Regions from separate parts of the Homo sapiens genome. Here region 2 is linked to region 1. Evidence: chromatin contacts called from ENCODE Hi-C or POLR2A ChIA-PET data. All regions are on one chromosome and are shown on one strand. Each heading gives the region's core, a stretch centred on a gene start or an enhancer-like site at or near the end of the contact. The rest is flanking DNA. Distances are from core to core; before and after follow the strand shown. Region 1 overlaps AKAP6 (A-kinase anchoring protein 6). Region 2 overlaps AKAP6 (A-kinase anchoring protein 6).

Region 1 (5,441 bases), core at 885-3,384:
CACATGCCTGCTATGCAGAAGAGTCTGAGTGAGACACCATGTAGGATGCAAAATTGTGTCACACAATCCTTGCTTTTAAGGAGTTATAATCTTTTTTGTATCTTTTGGAAATAAATTACATGACATGTTTCCATGATAATTGGACATACGTCATAATTTTGGTACATAATATTGACACAATACTTACTACTCTCCCCTTTTGTAGCATTAACTTTGAAGAGCATCTTTTGGCAAGGCTATGTATACAAAAATAATGCAGGCATTATGCATTCTATGAAGGGACTCTATTTTATCAGATGCCATAGCCAAAAGAAATTTACTGTTCACTTTCGTTATGGCTCTGTTGAGTTCTTAGGAAGTGAAGCTACAAGTTCATTGCTGTGTACTTCAAAGGAGCTTCTAATAGTTACACTCTTCAAGTCTCCAGGAAATGATTCCCCTAAAACAAATCAGCATATGCAATGTGCCCATATGCATAGTAGATCAATAACACACACCACGGATGATGTTATCAGCAACCTGCCTTGGTCTAGACCTATATTTCTTAACAAATACAAATGCCTTTGGTTAAAGAAAAAAGATGGTATGGTGGGCTGAGAGTAGGTATAGACATTGCACTTTTTTCTCAATCTTGAAATTGGGGATTTTCACTGTAAACAAGATAATCAATCTCACCATGTGCCATTTTATATACAGTGTCTTCTAGATTTCTACTCTAGAGGCTATCCAGAGGTCCTTAAGAGTGGAGATACTGTTTTAAAAATGCCTTTCTTTTTAACAGTATGTTATCTTTATCACCAAAAGATGTTATGTAAGAATAGCATCAGAAAGGTCAGGGATGGTCTTAGGGACAAAAAGAAAGTATTTATTGAAATTTTTTTTTTTTTTTTTTTTTTTTTAGATGGGGTCTTGCTTTGTTGCCCAGGCTGGAGTTCAGTGGTGGGATCATGATTCACTGCAGCCTTGACCTCTCAAGATCCAAGTGATCCTCCCACCTCAGCCTCCTGAGTAGCTGGGACCACAAGCATGTGCCACCACACCTGGCTATTTTTTAAAATTGTTTGTAGCAATGGGTCTCATTCTGTTGCCCAGGCTGCTCTCAAACTCCTGGGCTCAAGTGATCTCCTGCCTTTGTCTTCCAAAGCGCTGGGGTTATAGGCACGAGCCACTGTGCCTTGCCAAAAACCATTCTTAAATCCTTGTGATATACAGCCATAGAAGGAGGAACCTCACAGTTACTGAATCACAAATTTCTCCCTTGCTTCCTGGGCCAATTCCTCCCCAAAACCTAACTCAAAATAAAGTGCCCTGCCATTGTGATTTCTGCTAAATTCTCCATAGCTCTTAGCATAATGTCTTGAGGACAGAAGGAGCTCTTTGAGCATTTCTTCATTGATTGATGGATGAATCCAAGTTGCAAGAAACATCATTGGATGTCTCTGTCTCTATGGAGCATATCCTCCTTGTCACAGTTTGAAGTTTGCCTTTATTAATTTTATCACAGGCAGGAGGGAGGATGAGCCCAAAGCAGAGACAGACTTAAATTGTCAGGCTTCTGTACAGGATCAAAGGTAAAAGCTATACACTGAGTACAAAAGAGTCCAGTGTCAGAAGGTAGTCAGGAATTTGGCTAGCCAGAATCTAGAATGCCAGAAATAGAATCCCAGCCTGAAACTTAGAGAATGTTGAAAGGGACATAAGCTTATTAAAAACAGAATGGGAGATTGAGTTGAAATTAGATGGTAAATAAAATGAGAAACCAGCACAACCTTCAGTATTTTCTCCTTTACATACTGGTAGCTTGAGGTCGAGTAAGCCTGGCCATGAAGTGGGGACTGCTGAGGTCAAAGGTTTCAGAGACAGTATAAGAAAGGCCTCTTGCTTTTGATTTCATAAGGTCTAGAATCACACTGTATTTGAATACAATGAATACTTGAAGTTTTTTAGAGCAGTGTTCCCCAAAGTGTATACCAGGGAGTGCTGGTTCTGTTAATAAAGAAATGTATGTTTGGAAAAGACTGAATTACAGAAAAATGACAAGTTTCTGAAGACTCCTTGGAACTAATGTGAGCTGCATATCTCTCTTAAGGGCTGTGTAAGCAGGATTTCCTGGATGTATCAACCTCCAAACATTTTCTTAAAGTACTTTGCAGAACCGGTATTACATGACCCATGTTTCAGGAAATGATGCTCTGAATATTATTTATATTTATGTCAGAATTGTGTTAGGATATACTGTTCCCGCTGGTCATCGGAGCTCACCTTATGAAATTTTACAGCTGAATGAATTGGTCTTTTTGTTTGCATTTGAATGGGAAACAGCTGACTTGAAGTAGCTCTACTCGAATGGGTATTTTCATTTTGAACATATATGTATATAATTAACATTTTTTTGTCCTTATGTAGGCAGTGTTTATTAAGATGACACAAAGCATTGAGGAAAAATTTGAAGCCCTTTCACTTTATAGCCAAGTTTAAAAGAGAATGATCAAACCTAAACTTTTGGGCAATTCAGCCTCTATTTAGCTTTGCCCTAGCCACTGAATGACCTTGAATAACTCACCAGGCTAATGCACTCACTGAATTTAGCTTGCCTTTGTTCCAATAACTAAATTTGGATGCCTGTTTCGCTTTAAGCACAAGTAATTACATTATGTATTTTTAACCCACCAATTAGTTTTGCATAGAGCTAATGGATCTGATTATAACCTAAGAAAGAGATTTTGGCTATTTTTCTCCTTAAATATTTCATGGACAGAGACATAACTGGCAATACTGATGGAAAAGAAGTAGAAGACAAGAAGAGTGGGCTAAATCAGCACGATTTACAAATTCTTTGGGAGATATTGCATTACACTGGTACATAAGTCTCTCTTTAAGCCAATGGATGATGTCATCCTACAGTGCTATTGTAAGCAGTCACACGTGTGTCTTAAGGTTTGTATATGTGTGCCTACACCAGTGCCTTAACTGAGCAGATACTCAATCAGTATTTGGGAATTATCTTTGTTATCTTAAGACTTTCATTACTTTTATTTTTAGGTTGTATCCGGAATTGTTTTTTAATTAAAATTAATTCATGTATTAACTTGAGACTTTAAGTTAACTTAGTTTATATGTTTTAGATCTACAGATACTTTTATCTATCCATACTTACATTGCTAACAACATTTCTTTTCTATTTCTCAGTGCTTTTCTCTTCTACTTTTAAAAAATTGTGGTAAAATGCATATAACATAAAATTTATTACCTTAGCCATGTTGAAGTGTACAGTTCAAAGGTATTAACTACATTCATCGTATCGTGCAGCCATCACCACCATTTATCTTCATGGCTTGTTTCATCTTATAAAACTGAAAGTCTATACCATTAAACAATAACTCCCCATTTCATTCTTCCCTTAGCCCCTGGAAACCACAATTTTACTGTCTGTCTCTATGATTTAGACTACTCTAAGTACCTCATATCAGTGGAATCATATAGTATTTATCTTTTTGTGACCATCTTATTTAATTTAGCATAATGTCCTCAAGGTTCATCCATGTTATAGACTATATCAGATTTTCCTTCCTTTTTAAGGCTGAATAATATTCTGTCGTATGTATATACCAGATTTTGCTTATCTGTTTTGCCATTCATCTGTTGATGGATACTTGGGTTGCTTTCATTTTTTTAGCTATTGTGAATAATGCTGCTTATGAAGATGGGGGTACAAATATCTCTTTAAGACCCTGCTTTCAATCAATTTGGGCATATACCCAAAGGGGAATTGCTAGCCCATATGGTAATTGTATTTTTAATTGTTTGAGGAACTGCCATACTGTTTTCTAAAGTAGCTGTACCATTTTACATTCCCACCAACAATGCACAAAGGTTCCAATTTCTCCACATTCTTATCAACACTAATTATTTTCTGTTTGTGTGTTTTTGATAGTACCCATACCAGTCAGTATGAGGCAATACCTTGTAGTTTTGATTTTCATTCTTCCCTAATAAGTGATGTTGAGCATCTTTTTATGTGCTTATTGGGCATTTGTACATCTTCTTTGAAGAAATGTTTATTTGCCCATTTTTGAATTGGGCCTTTTGTTGTTATTGAGTGTTGGGAGTTTTTGATATATTCTTGATATTCATCCCTTATCAGATATATGCAAATATTCTTTCCCATTCTACAGGCTGTCTTTTTATTTTGTTGATATGGTCTTTTGATGCACAAAATTTTAAAACTTTCATAAAGTCCAATTTGTCTATTTATTCTTTTTCCTTTTTTGAGATGGAATCTCTTTTCTGTCGCCCAGGCTGGAGTGCAGTGATGCAATCTTGGCTCACTGCAACCTCTGCCTCCCGGGTTCAAGTGATTCTCCTGCCTCAGCCTCTCGAGTAGCTGAGATTACAGGTGCCCACCACCATGCCTGGCTAATTTTTGTATTTTTAGTAGAGATGGGGTTTCACCATGTTGGCCAGGCTGGACTCCAACTCCTGACCTCAAATGATCTGCCCGCCTCAGTCTCACAAAGTGTATTTTTTCTTGATTACTTCTTTCTGTTTTGTTTTAAGACAGAGTCTTGCTGTCACCCAGGCTGGTGTTCTGGACTGTGGTGTGATCTTGGCTCACTGCAACTTCCGCCTCCTGGGTTCAACCGACTCTCATGCCTCAGCATCTCGAGTAACTGGGATTAAAGGCATGTGCCACTGCAACCAGATAATTTTTTGTATTTTTAGTAGAGGTGGAGTTTGACTGTGTTTGCTAGGCTGGTCTCGAGCTCCTGTTTTCAAATGATCTGCCCGCCTCACCTCCCAAAGTGCTGGGATTACCTTGATTACTTTTTGAATAATAAAAAACGATATTATTTAGTTCAAGTGACTGCTTCACAGTCTGAATCCAAGATGCTATTTTTAAAAGTTCTGTCCTCATAAAGAGAAATATTCTAAATCTTGTAGTAACCTTGCCTGAACACAGAGATCCTGTTATAAGCCTTGTTATATTTAAATATATATAAATCTTGTCATATTTTAACAGGGTTAAATATAAATCTTGTTATGCGATCCCTATGAAACGATAGGCAGATACTTTAAAAAAATATACATATAGACTGAGAATCTCAGTTTAAAAGTACAGAGACTTCTTTGGGTTCAAGATCAGTTTTTCTCCACGTATTTCTCTGTAAAATTCAGTTGAGGAGTAAATACACAAGGAAGCTGCCAGTTCTTTCTTTCCTGGACTTGAAATTTCTGGAGGGTGGAGGGACAAAAAATGTTGACTTGCTTGTTAGCCAGAGCTCAGCAAGGGAGTACTAAACAAAGTGAGAGGCTCAATAAATACCTTTTATTCTGCTTAACTGTAGTGTAAAAACTGTCAGGCCGATATACTCCTCTGCCTTCTTATAAATCTAAGTTTTTCTTTAAAATTTTTATGTTATTTTGCACATTTGACACAGAGA
Region 2 (5,441 bases), core at 1,291-3,790, 40 kb after region 1:
ATTGTATAGAATTCTATTGGATAGTGCTGATTGATGTCTTAACCCTACTTCCTCCACCCCTTTTCTCCAAATCAAAGGTAAGTTGTGGCCATATTTCTACTTTACCAACTATAACTCTATGCTATCATTTTTCTTTTTCTTTTTCTTTTCTTTACATTTTTTTTTTTTTTTTTTTTTTTTTTTTGAGACATGGTATTGCTCTGTTGCCCAGGCTGGAGTCCAGTGGTGCAATCACGGCTCACTGCAGCCTTCACCTCTGGGGCTCCAGCAATCCTCCCACCTCAGCTTCCTAGCTGGGACTACAAGCATGCACCACCACACCCAGGTCACCATGCTTGGCTAATTTTTCTATATGTTTTGTAGAGATGGGCTTTTGCCTTGTTGCCCAGGCTGGTCTCAAACTCCTGAGCTCAAGCAATCTGCCGACCTTGGCCTCCTAAAGTGCTGGGATTACAGGTGTGGGCCACCATGCCCAGCCTATGCTATAATTTTTAACGCTGCATATTAATCCACTGCCTGGCTGTGTTTTAATATATTTTCCTAGTCTCCTATTCATGGATATATAGGTTGCTTCTGTTTTTTCCCTATTATAAAAAGTGTGGTGATTATTTTCTTTGAGAATACATCTTTGTATACTTGTCTAAAATATTTAAAATTGGAATTGCTTAGTCAGACTGGGCACAGAGGCTTATACCTGTAATTCCAGCACTTGGGGAGGCTGGTGAGGGAGAATTGCTTGAGGCCAGGAGTTTGTGACCAGCCTGGGCAAAATAGGGAGACCCTGTTTCTACAGAAAAAAAAAGAAGGAAAAGGAATTGCTTGGTCAAAGGCTATGCATGTTTTACATTTTAGTACATGTTGTTGAACTGTGCTCCAGAGACCATATTAATAAACAATTCCTTGGTTGATTGTGAATATTCTTATGTACTGGGGCAAGTGACTGAAATTCTCTAAGTCTCATTTAATTTTTCTGTTCAAAATAGGAATAATAGTATCTACCATTTACCTTACTAGGTAGCTGTGAGATACAAATTAAATAATACATGTAAATACTTTTAAAAAATGAAAGTGCTACTGTCACGTATAGTATTCATACTATGAAGCCATCCGTTGTTGGAAGGATGAAAGTCAGAGACCCTGAATCCTCTGTGATCTTAGTTTAACACTCAAAATAAGGAATGGTGGTAACATGAGCTTTAAAGACTTCCTCATGGGAAAGAGAATCCTAGCTTCAGAAACATAATTTATTATTGTAGACATAAGCACACCAATATGAATGTAGGATTTTCCATTCAAGGACATTTAGAGAAGTGGGATAATTTTTGTTTTAATCTGAGAATTGGGTAACATATCATCCAGCTCCACTCCTCATTCTACAGATGAGAAAGCAGAGGCCCCGAGAAGTTGAATTCTCATGTTCAAACTGCTGACATGTGGCAGAATCTAGGTTAGACCTCAGCCCTCTGACCCTCTATCCAGCGTCCTTTCCTCTATATCCCACAGCTCTAATGATATAGTCACGAGGTGGCGGGATTTTTTCTCTATCCCTCAGATGAAAATTAAGCCAGTGTTGTAATCTAGTTTGATAACTATTAGTTATCTAGAAGTGTATTCTTAAAATCAATGCCTGTATAGGCTTACTGGGCTATTTGAAAGTCAGGCTACTAAATTCTTATTAGCCACTTGAAATTCCTGTGGAGATAATAGAATTTTTCTTTTCTTTTTTTTTTTTTTTTTTTTTTTTTTTTTTTTTTTTTTTGAGACGGAGTCTCGTTCTGTCGCCCAGGCGGGAGTGCAGTGGCGCGATCTCCGCTCACTGCAAGCTCCGCCTCCCGGGTTCACGCCATTCTCCTGCCTCAGCCTCCCGAGTAGCTGGGACTACAGGCGCCCGCCACTGCGCCCGGCTAATTTTTTTGTATTTTTAGTAGAGACGGGGTTTCACCGTGGTCTCGATCTCCTGACCTCATGATCCGCCCGCCTCGGCCTCCCAAAGTGCTGGGATTACAGGCGTGAGCCACTGCGCCCGGCCGAATTTTTCAAACTGACTCTTTAAGCCAAATTAGAAATAAAATCTTTTTCTCATGAATGGCATCCAAGTTAGACAGCATTCCTTAGAAGTGAATTATTTGGTAAAGCTCTCAGAGTCTGTCTGTCTTTGGCTCATCTCTGAACTTTAGTTCATTTCATTTTATGACTTTACATGAAGAAACCATGAGTACGGATGGCCTCAAGTTATGCAGGAGATTTCAGTCAGCCTGCAAAACAAACCAGATGGCCAAGTCCTCTCAGAACTGTCTGAACATGTCTCAAAGTCCATTCCCTGAATCTATCCCCAGGTACCTTCCTCAGGATCTCTCTTTTCACTGGCATTTTAAAAAATATATCTGATAGAAGCTAGCAATAAATAACTAAGAGAAATTGAGATTGATGGCCCTTTTATTTCTTTGCATCTAGGTCTTGTATGAAGCAGCAGAGCTTTTATATTTAGAAAGGGAACACCCCCTTCAGCGAGTCATGTGCTAGAACACAACCGATGAGAATGCTTGTCCTTCTATAGCAAGGCTCGCAAGGTTTCTGGGCAGAGCTCAGCTTCTCATGTGGCCATGCCTGACTCCCGTGCCACAAGGCTTTACATGCAAAGCAGTAGTTGGTCTTGCACTTGCTAATGTTTTCAACTATGAAACAGTAGAAAATGAGGTCACATGAGGCAAGGACTAATGCTGGAGCAGACCAGCAGGAAGATAAATTACAGTGAAAACTTGACCTTCCTTCCTTCCTTCCCTCCCTCCCTCCTTCCCTCTCTCCTTCCCTCCTTCCCTCCTTCCCTCCTTCCCTCCCTCCCTCCCTCCCTCCTTCCCTCCTTCTCTCCTTCCCTCCTTCCCTCCCTCCCTCCTTCCCTCCCTCCCTCCCTCCTTCCCTCCTTCCCTCCCTCCCTCCTTCCCTCCCTCCCTCCCTCCCTCCCTCCTTCCCTCCTTCTCTCCTTCCCTCCCTCCCTCCTTCCCTCCCTCCCTCCCTCCCTCCCTCCTTCCCTCCCTCCTTCCCTCCTTCTCTCCTTCCCTCCTTCTCTCCTTCCCTGCTTTCTCTCTTCCTCTCTTCCTCTGTTTCTCCCTTTCTCCCTTTCTTCCTTTCATTCTGGGTCTTGCTTTTTCACCCAGACCAGAATGTGGTAGCATGACCATGGCTCATTGCAGCTTCAACCTCCTGGGCTCAAGCTATCCTCCCACCTCAGCCTCCTGAGTAGCTGGGACTACAGGTGTGGGCCACCACACCCAGCTATTTTTGTTTCAATTAAAAAACAATTTTTTTTTTTAGAGATGGGCCTCACTATGTTGCCCAGGCTGGTCTCAAGCAATCCTTCCACCTTGGCCTCCCAAAGTGCTGGGATTACAAGTGTGAGCCACCATGCCTGGCCAAAAACTTGATTTGTATGTGATATGAAAATATGCAGATAATACACATATTTAGGTCTTTAAAGAGTTTTGCTTTTTAAATTTCAGATTTCTCTTTTGCTATATATAAATAGGCATATAATTTTAGATTTGAAATGAGTAAGATTATTTTCCCCAATGTAAGTGCTTCTTTATGTTAAATTGTTTTCTTTCTTTTATTCATTTAAAAATTGGGTTGTCTATTTTTCTTGAACATGCAGCAATTAGATAGTGTGATGATTTGGATGTGAGAATTATCCATTGGAATACTGTCTCAGTGTATTTGCCAAATTGTCATCAAGCATAATTTACTCAAAATCCTGAGATTCTTCCTTGAAAATTAATTTGAAAATAAATTTGCTTGCCCTCTCCTCTTTTGAAGCAAAATTGGTTCACTTTAAAATTTTCTTTTGTGATGTTGTTGCTAGGGGAACAATATGGTAAACCTTGTAATCTCTGTCCTCTTTATTTTCTTTAGATCTACTCTGATCTGTTTTTATCAGTTCTGTCCTATTTTAAAATTATATAACACTTGTAACCTGCCCCCAACCTACTTTGGAAGTACTGAAGTATAAATCCTAAACAAATGACTGAATTTACTGACTATGCATCTGCCTAGATAAATGGGTTGGGGGTAAAGGTGATTCACCAAAGAAGGACATTCTGGAGTGGCTGCTTTGATTAGAAGAAGGGATTTTATTGTAATCTTAACCTGGTGATTTTTTTAAGAGCTGAAGATTTTATTTGTTTCTGTTTTTTTTCGGTGGTAGAGGAGCATATGTAGTAAAGGACAGATATATATGCATTTCAAAAATTTAGAAATGGCTAGACTTAATAAATACATGAGTATAGTTGATTATAAAGCAGAAACAGTAATAGTGCTAATACCGATGGGATCCATGGAAATTGGCCTAAATGTTTTCACGGTGTCTTATATGAAAAGCAACATTCACCATGGTTTAATTTTAATGCTGAGCAGTCTTATACTACTTTCAATGTCATTAGTGCCATCTTACTTAATTTGTCAAATCTTTCAAAATGAAGAAAAAATAGAAATATTGTCTTTAGGCCACAGAAATATAGTTTAATTTTGACTTCAAAAAAACCAAAGAGATCAAAATCTTTTTACAAAAACCAAAATACAAGCACAAAGCTATAATACTATTTAAACAAATCACCAAATACAACTGTTTTCAGAAGTAAACATGCAAAATTTTTTGTTTTATTATCAAATAACAAAAATATTTAGCTGATGACAAGTCTTTTAAAGTGAATTATGCTATCAAATTGAAATTTTTGTGGATGTGTAATCTAAGTCAATCAAGTACATGTTATCATTCGATAATGGTTTGTCAAATGGCTGGGTCAAAATATCTGTCTCAAAATAGGTACCTTAAATTATCATGTATCTGTGGTTGGCAGGTAGGACTGGTCGTGACCAGAGTCAGAGAAGAGGATCTTGTCCAAGGACCCCAAATATAACTCTTAATGGACGTGCTGTTTCTTTTGTGCTAATAATTTTATGCATTTTTAATCAAAGGAAGATACTAACTTACCCAAGAGGAGGGAATTACATGCATTAGGAGAAATAATTTATATGAAAAAATCAATGATCTTCAACTTATGATGTTGAAATAAATGGTAGTCTTCAAAATACTTTTAAAACTTCAAAATATGGGATGGAAATTATAAATTTAGCCAAGATGTAACTTCATAGACAGACTTTTTTTATTGCCCTCTGTCTGAAATTATATCAAATCCACAAGGTAGCTAGCATCTCTTATATCATATTAGTCAGGGAACTCTGAGCAGCAGTTAAATGTGTCACTGATTAAATGGAAAAAAACAAATCATTTCTGAATAAATTTAATTTGTTGAACAGGCACAATAGACGTTTCTTGGTGAAGACAAGGCTGGACTACTACTGAGTGGTATCTACTGAGTAGGGCCTGAGGAAATCCAATATAGAAAAGGTAGATATTGATCAAGTGGGAAAGGGGGAAAGGCTGAAGC

What was found. A loop is a pair of places that touch in the nucleus more often than their neighbours do. ChIA-PET counts read pairs that join two places held with the same protein, here RNA polymerase II (POLR2A). Pooled maps may share reads with other maps.
Region 2: a loop to region 1 is called in a map of heart right ventricle, with 3 times the contacts of the local background. The contact joins two enhancer-like sites. A Hi-C loop is called at or near these places in 12 of 168 maps with a recorded cell type or tissue (CD8-positive, alpha-beta T cell, PC-3, Right ventricle myocardium inferior and 5 more) and 7 of 50 pooled maps. POLR2A ChIA-PET finds 5 or more read pairs at or near these places in 1 of 52 experiments (BJ).

What each region holds. Positions count from the first base shown.
Region 1 is chr14:32,412,302-32,417,742 of GRCh38, forward strand. The region is part of intron 1 of AKAP6 (A-kinase anchoring protein 6); the gene reads left to right. Among named protein-coding and RNA genes, the nearest start is that of AKAP6, 86 kb to the left of the region's middle. Within about 2 kb of position 2,135, at least 2 of the 41 ENCODE cell types and tissues checked have a DNase peak (open chromatin) inside an H3K27ac peak, as active enhancers do.
Region 2 is chr14:32,451,856-32,457,296 of GRCh38, forward strand. All of the region lies in intron 2 of AKAP6 (A-kinase anchoring protein 6), which reads left to right. Among named protein-coding and RNA genes, the nearest start is that of AKAP6, 130 kb to the left of the region's middle. Within about 2 kb of position 2,541, at least 2 of the 41 ENCODE cell types and tissues checked have a DNase peak (open chromatin) inside an H3K27ac peak, as active enhancers do.